3 separate regions of the Homo sapiens genome follow, and regions 1 and 3 are each linked to region 2. The links are chromatin contacts, found by Hi-C or POLR2A ChIA-PET in ENCODE. All regions are on one chromosome and are shown on one strand. The core of a region is the stretch at or near the end of the contact, and the rest is flanking DNA. Distances in the headings are between cores, read along the strand shown. Region 1 has its middle 48 kb from the start of CHST11. Region 2 overlaps CHST11 (carbohydrate sulfotransferase 11). Region 3 holds the start of TXNRD1 (thioredoxin reductase 1).

Region 1 (3,131 bases), core at 328-2,827, 260 kb before region 2:
CAACATCAATTCTATGAGGTGGGAGGCAGGAGGATGCCTGGGGGTTGCTTTTAATCTGTGTTTCTGAAGGTCTCAAGATCTGGGAAGTCTGGGGTATCTTCTAAGATGACACAGATATATTTCTTTTCTTGCTCTGCTCCAGTGAAGCATTCTTGCTCTAAATTTCAGCAGGGCTTGAGACCTGGGGGTGACCCATGACTCTCCCTCCCTCCATTTCCTGCAGGATATGATATTCTCACATTTCTTCTCATGTCCTTGCATACCTGCAGCTCATTTGATTTCCTTGTAGACACTGGCTCCTGACCTCCTCATTCCTCTTACATTGAAACTTATGCCCCCGCCTGGAATGGCAACCCGGGGGGGAAAGGGTTTGTTCACTCCTGACTTTCCGTCCCCTAGAACAGTGCCTGCCTCACAGTCAACACTTGGTAAATATTCATTGAATTCATTAACACAGGAGATGCAAGCATCTAATTATTTCATTAGGACTTCCAGTAAGGTCTTGCCTGAGCTAGGAGCCCACGCCCTCAATGCTGTATCCCCCTTCCTGACAGTTTTCTTTGCTGTTCTGCACTGACACCCTTGCCTGGAGGTAGACACTCATAAACACTGTGGAATGATTGACAGCATGGATATTGTTTTATTCTACATTACGTCTGTTTTTATCCTAAATTACTTTTATTCCTTCTTCATAGTATAGATAGGACATTCTATTGATTTTTTTTAAATTGTGTGTGCAGGAAGGTAAAATTATCTGTAAATTTCATTTCCACATAGTGAAGGAAGCATGGAAATCTTTTGTTCTCTAAAGGGGCTGCCATATCTGAGAGGCATAAGAATGATAGGCTGGACAGAATGATTTTCATTAATGGACTATTTCAATAGGCCCTAGGGGTCACCTTGAGCATTCCTGAAGCCACAAGAGAACTACCTGGATAGTTGACCACCAGGGGAAGTGTTGGGGACATTGGGAAACTCAAGGAAGACTGCTGATGACGTCAATGAGACACATCCCAGACAATGGCAGGGCTTCCTTTCTGGGCATGTCCAGTGCACACGGGCTGGAATCATGAGAGGGGACTTTCAGCTCCAGTGCTTTTAGAACCTGTTCAACGATTCGGAGTGGGGGTTTGAAGTGAGTTTCTCACTTCATGCCACATTTGATCTTCAGTGCACAAAGAAAGTACAAAGCCAGAGAGGTGAGCCAAGAGGCAAAGGCCCTTTACTCTGGGAGCTAAGTCTTGTTGGGTTTAAGCATGGATCAGTCTTCTCAGTGCTAATGATGAGATCGGGAAGTGTATTGATATTGCAGGTGTTTTAAGCATGAAGATGAAACAGACGTTTCTTTTTATCTATTCATCAGTGACTAGAAAAGTCTCTCGGCTCGGGAGATTTTGTTGTTTTATTCTATTTTTTTTTTCCACACTGACTTCTTGTGTAAAGAAACTCATGGCAGCACCTAATCTTCAGAAATAAGTGACTGGCAGCTCAGTGTTGAGAAATTATACTAAGGACGGGCACTGTGGGACTATCACTGGCCCTGTCTGGGCCATTTGGCAGTCAGTCAAGGCTGGAATAGTGAGTCACCCTCGGGGTTAGAGATAAGGAAGCTAGGCTCAGGGAAGAATGGAGTTGCCTGGGACCAACCTTCTGGTAAGAGACAGCCCCGGGCTGGGACACAAGCTTCCTGACTGCTGTTATCTTCTTCGCGGAGTTGATAGAAGGCAGGAGCTGGATTGTGTGAGTGTTCTCTCCAGAGAGACAGAACCAACAGGGAGTGTGTGTGTGTGTGTGTGTGTGTGTGTGTGTGTGTGTGTGTGTAGAGAGAGACTTTAAGAAATTGGCTTTCACAATTGTGGAGGCTCGATAAGTCCAAAATCTGATGGGATAGGCCAGCAGGCTGGAGACTCCGTGAAAAGTTGCAGTTCAAGTCCAAGGTCAGCCGGCTGGAAGAATTCCTTCTTGCTCCGAAGGTTGGTCTTTGTTTTATTCAGGCCTTCAACTGATTGGATGAGGGCCACTCACATTATAGGTGGCAATCTGCTTTACTCAAAGTCCACCAATTTTAATGTTAATCTCATAAAAAAAAATACCCACCTTCACAGAAACATCCAGAATGATTGACCAAATATTTGGGCACCATAGCCCAGCCATGTTGACACATAAAATCAATCCTCACACACACCTTAATTTTAAAATGTGTTTTAAATAATAGTAAATGCAATAGATATTCAGTATAGAAATTTTAAAATTGCAAACAAATATAAAAAAGAAAACTTTCCACTTCACCAGGGTGCATTGGGATATTGCCTTAAGAATTAATTCTAGGCATACTTACACTATAATATTTTCATACCTCGGAATGGTGTCATTTCACAGTAGTGTTTTGCAGCTTACTTTTTTCACTTAGCAAGACTCTATGAATTTTTCCCCAGGTTAACAGATGTCATTCCACATCCTGATTTTTAATGTTGGCACAGCATCTGTCTGATGCCAGCTGTAGTGAATGGCTTTGCTCCCTGCTCGACATCCTTCCTCCTTTTTCTGCTAACAGCATCAGATTTTCTTTTAGGGATCTCCCCTGCCCCAACTCCCAGGCCATGTGGTTCAGGTGGGGCTAAATCCTACCTCCTGAGCCCTCTTTGGCCTAGGACCAAAGTCCTCAATATTGAGAAAGAGGGCCGGGCACAGTGGCTCACACCTGTACTCCCAGCACTTTGGGAGGCTGAGGCGGGTCGATCACCTGAGGTCAGGAGTTTGAGACCAGTCTGGCCAAAGTGGTGAAACCCCATCTCTACTAAAAACACAAAAATCAGCCTGGCGTGGTGGCGCCTGCCTATAATCCCAGCTACTCAGGAGGCTGAGGCACAAGTATCACTTGAACCTGAGAGGCAGAGGTTGTGATGAGCCAAGATCACGCCACTGCACTCCAGCCTGGGAGACAGAGTGAGATTATCTCAAAAAAAAAAAAATTGAGAAAGAGGGTTCTTTTTTCCAGGTTGTTAGGCTGGTTCACTATAGGTCTGGAACTGCTGGAGGCCATTTTTGTCAATACGTGGACTTGGTCCTAAAGATGAAGCCAGAATGGAGGAAAGCAAATAAGAGAACTGGAGAGAAACAGATTCCTGATT
Region 2 (3,590 bases), core at 974-3,473:
TGTGTTTGTAGAGTGCTCCCCCTTTCTGCAGTGGACTGTGTTTCTAACTCATGCGCAGTAAACGAGGTCAGAGAGCCTGGCTTTGGGATCCAGGCTGACCCAAGGTCAAGCTGCGCCCTGCAAATTAGCTGTGTGACCCTGGACACCGTTCTCAGCTTCTCCAGAACACAGTTTTTCATCTGTTAAATGGGTATGATGACAGCTCGTAGCTTACTTGCTTTGGAGGCCAGCCTGCCCGTGTCCAGATCCCAGCTCTGCCACTTCCTCCTCCTGTGAGCCTGGCTTTTCCGTTTTGTCAGTTGATTCACCTTCAGTCAGGAATAATAGCCAATCCCTCAAAAGGTGGCAAGAGAACTGAGTTGATGCATATCAAATACTTGTGCTTAGCACATAGAAATTGCTCAACTCAACAAATGTTAGTTTAGAGGAGGCCCTTAATAAATCTAAGTTCCCTTTTCCCCTCTCGCTTTCCTAAAGCTTCACCTAAGCCAACAGCTGGACAGAGGCGGAAGCTTGCCAAGAGAGTCAGAAGAATCTGGACTCCACACCGCCTGCTGCAGGGCCTGCTGGCCTCACAGGGAGAGGGAGGAAGGGGGGTCCACCCTGGCCAGGTGCACTCTGGTGAGAGCAGCCCACAGAGGCCTTGTGGTCTCCCAACTTCCTCAGTCCTTAGGATGCTAACAGGGCTGTAGCAGAGCGAGTCCTCAAAACCAAGGGGCTTCCCCACCACTCTGAATCCACCAGCAATCTCTGCCTCTGCACGGCACCCAGGGCAGGGTGGTCCTTCCCCGCTTTTCTATTCCAGACCGTCCATGAACTGCCTCCATTTCCTCCACCCACCCCCAACATAGCCTCCTTCATGGAGCATATACACATGTGCAAGTGCATATGTTCAGACCCACACACACACACACTCACACTCATACACACTCACACAAACACATCCATACACACATGCACTCACACTTACACACACACTCCCACACATACACACCCACACATGCACTCACACTCATACACACACTCCCACACAAACACATCCATACACACGCACTCACACTCATGCACACTCTCCCACACATACCCACACACACACAAATATACTCTCACACATACCCCTGCATACACACACATCATACATACACACCACATATACACACACACTCCCACACATACCCCTCACATACACAAACCAATACACACCCACACATACACTCTCACACACACCCCACATAAACACACACCCACACATACATTCTCACACACACTCCCACACATACCCCCCACACCTATACATATACACCAACAGAAACACACACATACATACATGCACATACATGCACACTCACACACACACTCTTTTCCAGCTTTGTGTTTCTGCTTCTGCCTTTTCAGTTTCTTTGATTTCCCACATATGGATTTCCTGCCCTGCCTTCTGAGGGTGTTGGGCAGGTGAGAAGCCCTAAGATCATGTTCAGAGCTGAAAACATAATCACCAGATTGGAATACTGGAGATGAGATGGTAGAGAATGGCTAGTTTTAGCTTTTCTCATTAACACGGGGTGGGAGCAGATGACCTTTTCCTTTTAGCTGACAGCTAGTCTGCTGGCCATGGGCACACCCTCCTCCGCAAAGCCTCTTGTGATCTCCAGTCTGACTGGACACGGCTTCTTGCTGCGCCCGTGATCCTAAGCATGGGGTGTGGGTGGTAGGGAAAAGCCTGGAGCAGGGCTGCTTGGTTGAAATCTTGGCTCTGCAAGTTATTTGGTTTTGCTGTGCCTTCATTTCCCCATTTGCAGAGTGGGGTCAGTATTTGCCCTGATTCTTAGGGTTGTTAAGAATATTCGATGAGGAGAGCCACATCAAGTGCTTGGAATGCCTGTCTACTGATCATTACTGTTACCAGCGCGATCATGGTTTTGATCATGGAAGCTCTTAGCCCACTGCACTGTGATCGGTCTAGGAAGTCCTGTCGCTTCCCCCACAGGTTTCGCAGCAAACGGGCCAGGACAGTTATCTCAGGCAGCCTAGAGAACGCCTACAGTGTGAGCAAAGCCACTGTTTAAAGTGAGGTGATACTTTATTCACCAAAGATTCCTTTACTTACAGAAAGTCCCCCTTGAACTTATGATTTGAATTTTAGACATTTTACCCAATCTCTATCTTTCTCTCTCTTTTTCTCTCTCTCTCTGTCTCTCTCTCCTCCCCGCCCCCAGCCCTCTTCTTGCATAATGTGAGAAGAGGCTTTCAACAGCCAAATGGAAACCCCCTTTGTCACCTTGTAGGCGTGTGGCATTGGGACACTGAAGTTAGCAAATCGGCCAGTGACTCATCAGTTTCCTCTCCATAACTGGGGTGTGGTTGGGGGATGGGGCAAAACTGGCACTTGGCAGGAGGCCTTGGCACAGTTCCCAGGCAGCATTCCTTCTGACCCGTCAGTGACCATGTCCTACCCATTAAGGAATATTGTAATGATCAGCCCTGGAGGAAGGAGCATTAAGATTTCTGCTCTGACTTCAGATGTTTTGATACAATTTGGGTAGCTCGAGTTCTCCATCCCTGACAATGAAAATGCCCAGGAATGTCAGGGAAGCGCGTTTTCTGGAAACCTACCTCCCTGAGACCTGTCTGGCCTGCACAGGGGGGTGGACCGTGTGGGAGAGAGGGGATTGTCCCTCTCTCCCCAAGGTCAGCTCTGGCTTGCGGAGTAATGGCTCGTGTGAGTGATGTGTGTGCAGGACTCCATTAGGGGCCCGGCTGTCCAGCTGTCTTGTGGCAAGTGTCTTTGCAGAGAGGGGCGAAAGGAGCAGATAGCTCCAGAAATGGAGAATAAAGAGACCATTGCTTTCTGCTTTCTGGCAAATTCTGCCAAAATACTGCAGAGAATGAAAAACTTTGAAGGAAAACCCCTTTATCAGCTATCCCATGCCTTGTGGCCATTGATTCCACGAGCAGGTGTTTCTGAGAGCTGGAAGCTGGCCTGGCCCTGGCCTCTTTCAGGAATAGAACATGTGAGGATGGTTGGCTTCACCACCTCCAAAGGGACCTCGGGAGGAGTAACCTCCCAATGGGGCAAGATTACTCACCATGACGGGCAGCTCAGTGCATGGCAACAAGCGTATGCTCTGCTGGGCAGCCTTCTTGGCTGGAAAACTGGCTCGTGATTCTGACTGTGACTCTCCCTCCTACACTTTCCAAGCCAAGAGCCTCCCCCAGATTTCACATGCCTCCCGCATGGCACCTCTGTTCTCCTGCTGCCACCACTCAGACACCCAGGCGTGAGGATTACTCTGAAACCCTGATGCTTGGCCATACCTGCCCCACCATTTCTGAGGCTGCCATAATGAATCACCACAGACCAGGTGGCTTAAAACAACAGAAATGTATTCTTTCCCAGTTCTGGAGGCCAGAAGTCCAAAATCAAGGTGTCAGCAAAGCTGTACTCCCTCTGGAGACTCTAAGGGAAGATTTATTATTTGCCTCTCCCAGTTGCCAAACTCCTTGGCTTGGGGCCCCATCTCTCTGCTCCATGTACACGTTGCTGCCCCCTCTTCTGTCTTCTTTTTTGTCTCTTATAAAGACACGTCATT
Region 3 (3,513 bases), core at 296-2,795, 460 kb before region 2:
ATTGAAAGAAGGAAAAACAGAGCACTGCACTGATAGAGAACAGTGACTGTGCACCTGATGTGCCGCAATGTGGTTTGGTGTTAAAAAAAATCACTCTCATTCATTACTAGTAGGAGTTCAAATGGGAACCACAGTTCCAAAAAAGCAATTTTGGCAACGTGTAATGACAGCCTTAAAACTATAAACACAAAGATGTTCCCTGCAGCCTTATTCATAATTTTTAAAAATAAAAAACAAACTAAACATCTAATAATAGGCTATGTAATCGTCCAGTAGCTCTAGTGGATGGACTATTACATTATTATAATTATTCAAATTAATATTTTCCCGCTTCTTCCCTGCTTTCCTTCAAGAGGTGGGGGAGGCCACCTGGCCCAAGCTGAAGGCCAAGATACAAGAAAAAAATGCAAAGGTTCTATTTTGGCAGCGTTTACATGGGCAGGGTGTCGTGGGGAGGCTGGCGGAGGGAGTGGGAGCAGGTGACAGAGAATATAGGGTAAGTTAGAAGGCTCTCAGTGCTGGTAAAAATAAAATAGAGTAAAGTAAAGGGTGGGGGTAGAGTTGAGGGGGGCGTGATCAGATTTCTGTTCAAATAGGATGGTCTTTTTGCTGTGAACTTAAGACTGCTCTAAGGCCAGGCGCAGTGGCTGACGCCTGTAATCCCAGCACTTTGGGAGGCCGAGGCGGGCGGATCACAAGGTCAGGAGATCGAGACCATCCTGCCTAACACGGTGAAACCCCGTCTCTACTAAAAATACAAAAAATTAGCTGGGCATGGTGGCACACGCCTGTAGTCCCAGCTACTCGGGAGGCTGAGGCAGGAGAATCGCTTGAACTTGGGAGGCAGAGGTTGCAGTGGGCTGAGATCGCGCCACTGCACTCCAGCCTGGGTGACAGAGTGAGACTCCGTCTCAAAAAAAAAAAAAAAAAAAGACTGCTCTAAAAAATAAAGTGTATTAAAAAGAAACTACGATGTTCAGTGTATGCTTCATCTACGGTCAAAGAGGCAAAGACTGAAGTGACAGTGGAAGCCAGGTGGTTATCTGGGAGGCTTACAAGACTATGTGATAGTATGGAAAATACTAGTATTAAGTGAAATGCTGGATGCAAAACTATGCATAGAGGGGAAAAACTGGAAAGAAATAGTAAACACAGCAAAAGTAGTTTGTGTGAAGGATAAATTTTTTAAAATTATTTTTTGTAGAAACAGGGTTTCTCTACATTGCCCAGGATGGTCTCAAACTCCTGGGCTCAAGCGATCAATCCTCCCACCTCGGCCTCCCAAAGTGCACAGGTGTAAGCCACCGCGCCCAGCCGAAGGATAAGGATTTTGGGTGGTGCGCTCTTTTCTCCTTTCCATTTCTGCATTTTCCAATTTACCTTTAGCGACCGTTCTTTCCTGTTAAAAAAAAAAAATTCACGACCTTGAAGAAGATACACGGGCTATGACTTCGCTGTTGTCACCGAGCGCCCCGCCCACCGCGTTCTCCGACCCGCGGCCGGCAGGGGGCTCGCGGCCTCCGCCAGGCGTCCTTCGGCTCCGTCAGTTCCCACAGGGCCTTGTGCGACATGGGCTGCGCCGAGGGCAAGGCAGTGGCGGCGGCCGCCCCAACGGAGCTGCAGACGAAAGGCAAGAACGGCGATGGCCGCCGTAGGTCAGGTACGACCGAGGGCGAAGGCCTGGTCCCCAGGTCGACGGGCCGAAGCGGGCCTTCCGGCCGGGGTTGGGGATAAAGTGCCCCGGAGCCCTGGCCTTGAAGCCCCTCACTGGAGTCAGTGACTGACCGCGCGCCACGCTGGAGACCCCAGAAACGCTCCCCCAGGTCACCCCGGGAGACGGAGGCCGGCGGCCGGCCGAGGGCTGCCCCGCCCGCTGGCTGTGAGAGAGGTGGGAGGTGGAAGGAGGAGCGGGCCCGCCGCGAGGACCTGCCCGGAAACCTGTCGGAAACCGAACCGAGATCTCGGCAGCGACCCGCCTGATTTCGCTCAGGGCCCGTTAGGGCGTCCTCTTCCTACAAGCACCGTGTTTCCAATGAAAGGTTACGGGGGAAGCGACCAAACCGACAGCCGAGTCCGGGGGTGCCCCTTCACCTCTCCAGAAGCCCCCGGCCCACTCCCAGCATCCTCCTCCATCGAGAATCTTGTCCGACACGCCTTCCCGGCCCCCTTTCTCCATCCCCTTGAATTTTGGGCACATTTCTCCCACCATCATCCCGCTTTATCCTTTCACTTGTTCTTCCAGAAGAGAAAGCTCCCAGTCTCTTCTCCATTGTCCGGATAATGCCAATAATGGCTAGTGGTTACTAAGCACTGACATGAGAGGGGCCTTTGGAAGCACTAGACATGGGTAATAATCTTGGTTCATGTTTCCAGCCATACTGAGAGATTTATCATAAACCCCATTATACAGATGAAGAAACTGAGAAGCAAAGAGGTTATAAAACTTACCCAAAGCACACAACTAGTAAGTGGAAGAGCTGGGATACCAGTTGAGGCCATCTGACTCAAAAGCCCTGGTCATAGTCATATGGCCGCCTCCACCTTTTTTATAGGCTTGAGAAAGTGAGGCTCCAAAAAGTGCCTTGCCCAATGGCTAGAATTATTAAATGCTGTAGGATCTGCCTCTTTCAAAGGCTTACAGTTTAGTTACAAGGCAGCATATGGTGAAGGGCTAAAAGGAGTGGTAAAAACAGCCAAGTGGGGATGGCAGCTCCCATAGATGAGGTAGGATTTGGTAGAGGTGTCTGAAGGGAGAACATTCTTGTTAGGGGAAGCAGCCGGTGAGACCATGCTAGAGATAGGGAGGCCTGTATATCCTGCTGGAGTTAAGGACTTGGATTAGGGGAAGGGAAGAATAAAGGAACAGGGTAGGAGCAAGGTCAGGCAAGGTCCAGGTCAGGCAGCTAATTTGTGGCCATTAGTACAATGAAGGAGTTTGAGCAGGTGCATCCCAAATTGACGTTTCATGTGCCATCCTCAGGATCTTCTTGATATCTATGTCCTTCCATTTATTTACTGTTTTTCTTTAGCTACATTCTTTTTGTGTGTGGTTAAAAAAAAAAAATTTACCATCTTAACAATTTTGTTTTTTTTTTTTTTTTAGTTTCGCTCTCGTTGCCCAGGCTGGGGTGCAATGGCGCCATCTTGGCTCACCTCAGCCTCCACCTCCCAGGTTGAAGCGATTCTCCTGCCTCAGCCTCCCAAGTAGCTGGGATTACAGGCATGCACCACCACGCCTGGCTAATTTTGTATTTTTAATAGAGACAGGTTTTCACCATGTTGGTCAGGCTGGTCTTGAACTCCTGACCTCAGGTGATCTGCCCACCTCAGCTCCCCAAAGTGCTGGGATTACAGGCATGAGCCACTGCACCCAGCTGACCCTAACCGTTTTTAAGTATACAGTTTTCAGCAGTATTAAGTATATTCACATTGTTGTGAAGCAGATCCCCTGAACTTTTTCATCTTGCAAATCTGAAACTCCATGCCAACTCGTTAACTTTTCATTTGCCGTTT

Evidence for each region. A loop is a pair of places that touch in the nucleus more often than their neighbours do. ChIA-PET counts read pairs that join two places held with the same protein, here RNA polymerase II (POLR2A). Pooled maps may share reads with other maps.
Region 1: a loop to region 2 is called in a map of cardiac septum, with 3 times the contacts of the local background. The contact joins two enhancer-like sites. A Hi-C loop is called at or near these places in 1 of 168 maps with a recorded cell type or tissue (cardiac septum) and 5 of 50 pooled maps. POLR2A ChIA-PET finds 5 or more read pairs at or near these places in 3 of 52 experiments (B cell, Panc1 and activated CD4-positive, alpha-beta T cell).
Region 3: a loop to region 2 is called in a pooled map, with 4 times the contacts of the local background. The contact joins the promoter of TXNRD1 here to the enhancer-like site in region 2. A Hi-C loop is called at or near these places in 1 of 168 maps with a recorded cell type or tissue (mammary epithelial cell), 3 of 37 single-sample maps with no recorded cell type and 12 of 50 pooled maps. POLR2A ChIA-PET finds 5 or more read pairs at or near these places in 1 of 52 experiments (activated CD4-positive, alpha-beta memory T cell).

Annotation. Positions count from the first base shown.
Region 1 is chr12:104,407,159-104,410,289 of GRCh38, forward strand. No RefSeq gene overlaps it. Among named protein-coding and RNA genes, the nearest start is that of CHST11, 48 kb to the right of the region's middle. Within about 2 kb of position 1,578, at least 13 of the 41 ENCODE cell types and tissues checked have a DNase peak (open chromatin) inside an H3K27ac peak, as active enhancers do.
Region 2 is chr12:104,669,573-104,673,162 of GRCh38, forward strand. The region is part of intron 2 of CHST11 (carbohydrate sulfotransferase 11); the gene reads left to right. Among named protein-coding and RNA genes, the nearest start is that of MIR3922, 80 kb to the left of the region's middle. RefSeq lists an enhancer at 1,839-2,443. Within about 2 kb of position 2,224, at least 31 of the 41 ENCODE cell types and tissues checked have a DNase peak (open chromatin) inside an H3K27ac peak, as active enhancers do; they include mammary epithelial cell, where a contact is called at or near this core.
Region 3 is chr12:104,214,234-104,217,746 of GRCh38, forward strand. TXNRD1 (thioredoxin reductase 1) reads left to right here and starts at 1,546. Exons shown (of 17, transcript NM_001093771.3): 1 at 1,546-1,660. The coding sequence starts at 1,570. RefSeq lists enhancers at 1,322-1,938, 1,939-2,554 and a silencer at 1,409-1,498.